Regions from separate parts of the Mus musculus genome. Here region 1 is linked to region 2. A link is a loop called in an ENCODE intact Hi-C map of the cell type or tissue named here. Cell type or tissue: left cerebral cortex. All regions are shown on one strand. Each heading gives the region's core, and the rest is flanking DNA. Links, peaks and the distances in the headings are about the cores only. Region 1 has its middle 270 kb from the start of Gm24295. Region 2 has its middle 140 kb from the start of Mir3961.

Region 1 (2,928 bases), core at 262-2,761, 250 kb after region 2:
TACAATAATGTTTTATTATCATTAACATTTATCAGAGCTGGTTTGACAGGGTACGTTATTCTAGAAAATGGGTATAATTGAGATAAGAATCTTTCTTTAAACTTTTATACCTAATATATTAACTGTAACCATGTCTCTAGCCAAGTTAATCAAGCAGATATATAAACTATTTAAGACATTTGAGTGGGAGAGCCAGAGTCTCTCTTTCTAGGCTCAGTCTGCCAAAAACCATTGGAGGCGTCTCTATTTCTAATATTAGATACTACAATTGGACCTCCGCCTCCTGCCTCCAGATAACTATTCAGTAGGGCTGACTCTCAGCTTATGTGAAGATATAGGAGAACAGAATTTGTGACATCCTGGAAGCTTGCCAGATTTCAGTGGGTGGGAGGACCAAGGCTAAAGGCCAAATGACAGATCCCCTAGGAGGATGCACAAAACAGACCCTCAGGCCTCTGTTGACTAAAGTGATAGTTTTTTTGATCATGGGGGTAGTTAGGAAATAATCTAGTTCAGTTTCTCTCCAAGAAAAATAATTCCAAGTTGAGGCTGGTACACTGTGAGGGGGAAAAAAATCTAAAATAAAAAGCTTAGCTGTAGTTCATTAACTTTAATTGGTTTTTGTTGCTTCTCCTCAGGTTTCCTGGATCTTTCCGCCATCTCCTCCCCCAACTCTCGGCTTTCCCTTCTTCTACCTCTCGCCTCCTCCCCCTCCAATCTGGCTTTCCCTCCTTCCTGGCAGCATTTTTAGCTTTAATTTGATAGTAAAAACTGAATCCAAAGTTACAGAATTCTTCAAATTCAACTTCTTTGGAGAAAAAGAAGTTTCAGGAAAAAAAGAATTAGCTATCTCAGCTGAGATCCTGGACATCAAAGGCCTATGTCTCCACACGTGACAGGTGTCCTGGGAGGGTTAAAGAAAATCAGTCACTCCTTAAAAGTCATTTGTACACTTAGTACCGGCATATCTCTGCCCTAGGAATAAACAGAGACACAAAACAGGTCTTCATTGTCATGAATTTTAGACTACTGGAAAACATGTAAAAACAAACAAACAAGACAATGTGTTTTTTTAAATGTCAATGCTATTAAAAAGCAAAGGGCTATGAAAATAAAGATAGTGTGATGCTTAGAGTATAGGTGAAGAGCATCTCTGAGGTCCTGCGCTCCAGAAGAATGCAGGGATATAAACATTTCAGCATTTCTTCAGGAAGGATATTTAGACAAAGGACAGCATGAACTGCATAAAGAAGGCCAAAACATGCATAGTATGATAAATAAGAGAGGCATGCAAGAACACAAGGCCAACAAAAATGAAAGAAAACAATTGCTTGAATACATTCTGTTCCCATCCTCTCCCAGGGCAGAGTTATATGCCTGCATGAGTACTGCACAAGAGTCACCAAGTCTGCCAGGCATTGAACAATTGCTGTATTGAAATTTTATGAGCAATTAAATCTGAAATGTAATGTTTTATTTTGTAAATCCTTGCTTCAAAGTACCTAACCCCTGCCCCATCATTTCAGAATTATTTTACAATCTCAAAGTACTAAATTTAGGTATAAGGTATAAAGGAAGATAGAAAACCTATCTCAGTCAAAACAGTTGAATCCTATGTACCAGTAATTATCCCACCCAAATTAAATTTAGTTATATGAATGTTCAATTCCTTCACCTCTTATTTCTACTGTATTTTATATGGCTTGGCTTAGGTTGATACATGGTCCATCTTAAACACACACACATCTATTTCAGTACAGACACACAAACGCATGAATATATGTACTAAAATAGAAGTGTGTGTATCTGTTGTGTATCTCATATTTTAAAACCGTGGAAAATATAGCCAAATGAATTTAATCATCTGCATTGTACTTTTATATTTAAAATGCTGCTTCAGAGAATGTAAAGCTATTTTAGATCCACTTCTAACTCATCAGATAGAAAGATTTAGTCTCAACCAAAGCAGAAAACAGAAAAGAATATTTATGCGTGTTTTATTTCACTGGAATATTTCCATTTTAATTAGAAAGTATACACAAATGCTAATTTCATCACTAATATGTTCCAGTCTGACCTATTCAAGCAAGTGTACCTGAAACTTACATTTAATTCTATGATTTCTAGTGTGAGAGGAAATCTAAATTGGAAAGGGAAAGAAGATTGGAGGACAACAAAATATTGCAATAATGTCTGGGTAAAATATAAATTCCTGAAAGTAAGAGAATTTAATGACATTTCTGCTATATGAGAATCAGAAAGCTGTTTTACCTTCTGGACAATAAGATGAATTGGATTCATGGTTTTAAAGACAATGTATATGTTTTAATTCAGCTATTAAACTGTTAAATAGATGAAAAGATTTTCAATAAACAGTTGAACAGTAAATCTATGCCCTTAATTCTCCTTCAGTGGTGTTGTACTGATCAGAATGGTGTTTATTTTTTCATAAAGATTAAAATTTATATTAATAAGTTGGAGATGAAGAACAAATGGAAAGAAAACAAACAATTGAAGGCTAGAAAGATAGAGTTATAAAGAAAACCTGTACCTTTGTATTCTGTGAGCATTCATATCACTTAACAAATAGTAAAACAGAACAAGAAAAATAGCATAAGCACTGAGGAGTGGCCTGCTAGGAACAGCCCCTCACAGGCTCTTTTGTCACATGCTTGGACTCCAGAGAGTGCTTTTATATGGAAGGTTGTAGGAAAGTTAGGAGGTGATATATATTGAAGGAGTCAGGCCCCTGGAGGCATGACATCAGGAGCTCTCTCTTATTCTAGATGCTTGCTCTTCTTCTTTCTCTCTGCTTCCTGTCTGAGGAAAACTAAAGAAGTTCTCCATCACATGCTATAGTTGCCATGATAATTTTCTCAAAGTCATAGGACCACTCAAACATGAACCTAACACCATAAGCCCTAGTAG
Region 2 (2,928 bases), core at 173-2,672:
TTTATATTTAAGATGTATGAACTCAATACATCCTGTTACCCAAGGCAGCCAGGAAGACATTTGTGAAGAAAGTTAACTCAGTACTACATCTCTAAATTAACTGTTTTTTCTTAGGTTTTGAGAATATTTTTAAACCCTGATTAGGTTATTCTTTTAATATATCAACCCAAGGGGCAAATTCCATTAATTAAAAGAGACATCAGAGTTTTATAATAACCAATGCATTAAATGAAATACTGTAAACAGCAAGAAGTTAGCTATGACAAAGGAAAAGCAGACAACAGTTTAAGAGACTTATATAAAAGAACATGAATATACAGTTTCATCCACTCTGAAGTAGAACAATAATAAATACAGAATAGTGATACTAATTGAAGGAAGGATGAAGTCTAACAGTTTCTTGTGCTTTGGGGAAAGAACCTCAAAATATACTAAAAATTTTAATGCTATCTAAAACTTGAAGATGCTTTCAAGAGGTGATCCTTCTCTCCCATTATTTAAAAAGCATTTGAGGAATTTGAAAGCTCTGGAGAAAGAAAATATAGGCTGGCAGGAAGAAATTCCATCTTGTTGGGTCTCTGAAAGAGCGGAGGACTGAACACTTGTAAACACGGTACCTTGAGCAATAGTTGCCTTATGGCTTGTAGTTTGAGGCCAAGAATAGCATGATAAACTTAGAATGTGTTTATCTCTTGGCAGCTTCATTTTACTTGCAAGTTGGAAGGGACAAAGACCAACAATTTTCCACCTACAAAGTACATCTAAGCTGGCAGGAAGCAAAGCGAGTAAGTCAACTTGAGTCTTCAGATCACAGTCATTCTCAAAGCCAGATGGACAGCTTTAGAACAGGAGTGAATCAGCCAATATCTCAAGGCATTTGTGGTTGTAATGTCCTGGATTGGAATGTGGGGGTGGGAGGAAGCTTTAGTTTGAAGTTTTCACATACGTCTAGTGCTATTTTAAGAGACAGGCGGGATGTGTGCAAATTTTTATAATTCCTGATTCCTTGCTAGTTGAAAACAGGTATGAAGCATTTTAGAAACCCTGTCTTTTCTCTCAAAAATAGATTATATAAGCAGATTTTTTTCATACAGTTTGTTGTTTGGGTGTTTCTATACATCATCTTTCATCATGGTAAAAGCGTTGTGTCTGATTCATTCACTGACATAATGTTGGTTATTTAATGATGAAAGGCCAAGGTAGACTTCTGAGTTTTATTTTAAAAGTGCTTAATTTAGGAACAGAATTAATTACATGAGGTGTAGTTGAGAAAAGAAGAGCTTGGGTGCTGTAATTTTTAAGACTGAGCAAAGGAACTTCTTGTTACAAGGTTTGAGACATCTGCCGATGTTGGGTTATTTGTGTTTTAGGGGTGCTATGCTTCAAATTACAGAGATAGTTTCAGTTCTTAAAACAAAATCCTTATTTTAGCCCACGGGATACATTTTTTTCTCCTTTTAATACAATTCTCTTCTGCTTCAAAACAAAACTAATCACCCAAGGTTATTCTCAATAGTGATACTTAGACAGTGCAGGCAAACCTGCTGGTGTAGGAATAGTTAATTTTATGGAGACAGAGTGCTTCTGCTTTGAAAATACATTTTAAAATTATAATTTATTTATATTGTCATAAGAAATAAAGAAATGATTCTATCCCTTTCAATAAGATCATCAAACAGAAAATTATAAAATTATTTTGAAATGAAAATTAATTTAATGAAAATTAAAATTGACTGATGTTTATCTAACACAAAAGGCTCTCTTTATAGGCTGTGTCACGTGGATCAAACCAAATGCCACTTCATACTTTTAAAAACAATTTGAAATTTAAAAGTTTTAATAGGGTTGTTTGTAAAAAGAAAAATAAATGCTCATGGCAATGCATACTTAGAAATAGATGTGAGTACTCCAAGCAAAAGTCATACAACCAAGCTTATCAGTTCGAATTTGTTTGCCCTGCTACATACCCTGAATAATTACTTATTTTCTAAAAAAAAAAAAAAGTAAAATAAAAAGGATACTTCCTGTGGGCTTCCACCTTGCCTGATGTTACAGTATAAATCTTCACATATATGGAGAGCAATTTTTTTTAACTTGAACCCCTGTGTCTTTAATTGGTGTTAAGTGTTCATCCTTCATAGGCCATTGCTACTGCCTTTTTCTTGCATGTGTGGCTGTGAACTCGGGTGGCTGTATAATCTTACTCTGTAGCAATAACACAAGTATATAAAGGAGCTCCTTTAACTGTAATCTGGATTAAAAATTGGTCACATGATGGAACATATACGCGCCTCTTTAATCTAATTATGAATCAAAAATGGTATAGAGCTTCCTTACTGTTAAAGGTCTATCAGTTCTACCCAAAAGGGAATGGTTTAACTAAAATTTGACATTCTTATCAAATCCTTACTCTTTAGTATCAGTGTTTAATGCCTCGGAATCTTATACAATTCATGTAATCAAAACTGAATTTTTTTTTAAAGATTCATAAATCAAGGTGTTTGTGCCGCGTTTGCTTCGCAAAGTTCTCTTTGCCAGATATTATGCTTAAGTTTAATCAAATTACTGGAAAAGCCACAGCTTCAGTATTAACAGTAGTGCAACTTCCAAAAAAGGAGACAGAACCCAAGAAGAAACAAGGCAACTAAAATATTTAAAATATTTTTTCGGCAATAACAAGGACAAAATTGCCAGAAGTGGGAGAGGAGTCAACAATTCACTTCCCAAGGTTTTGAGTGCCAGAAGAGTCTGCCCAAGGAGGGAGGAACGCTGCACTGTTAATGACTGCAGTGGGTTTGGCCTAATACTGCTTTTATTCTAACGTTAATTTGGGTCACCATAACTGCTTACATGAGTGTCTGAATGTAGCTTCAGGTAACCTGGCCCTAGTTGGCTCTGATTAGTAAATTAAGATGCCAGCAGCCAAGG

What was found. Peaks named below come from ENCODE experiments on the same cell type or tissue, not always from the same donor. Only the 100,000 strongest peaks of a DNase experiment are listed, where the experiment ranks them.
Region 1: it touches region 2 in a loop (5-fold over the local background); 2 of 42 quality-filtered maps call a loop at or near these places.

What each region holds. Positions count from the first base shown.
Region 1 is chr13:82,314,763-82,317,690 of GRCm38, reverse strand. No RefSeq gene overlaps it. Among named protein-coding and RNA genes, the nearest start is that of Gm24295, 270 kb to the right of the region's middle. In left cerebral cortex, for the core only: no CTCF peak of the experiment used is centred there; DNase peaks (open chromatin) are centred at 330, 695 and 1,354; H3K27ac peaks cover 1,623 bases.
Region 2 is chr13:82,560,644-82,563,571 of GRCm38, reverse strand. No RefSeq gene overlaps it. Among named protein-coding and RNA genes, the nearest start is that of Mir3961, 140 kb to the left of the region's middle. In left cerebral cortex, for the core only: no CTCF peak of the experiment used is centred there; DNase peaks (open chromatin) are centred at 812 and 1,314; H3K27ac peaks cover 1,514 bases.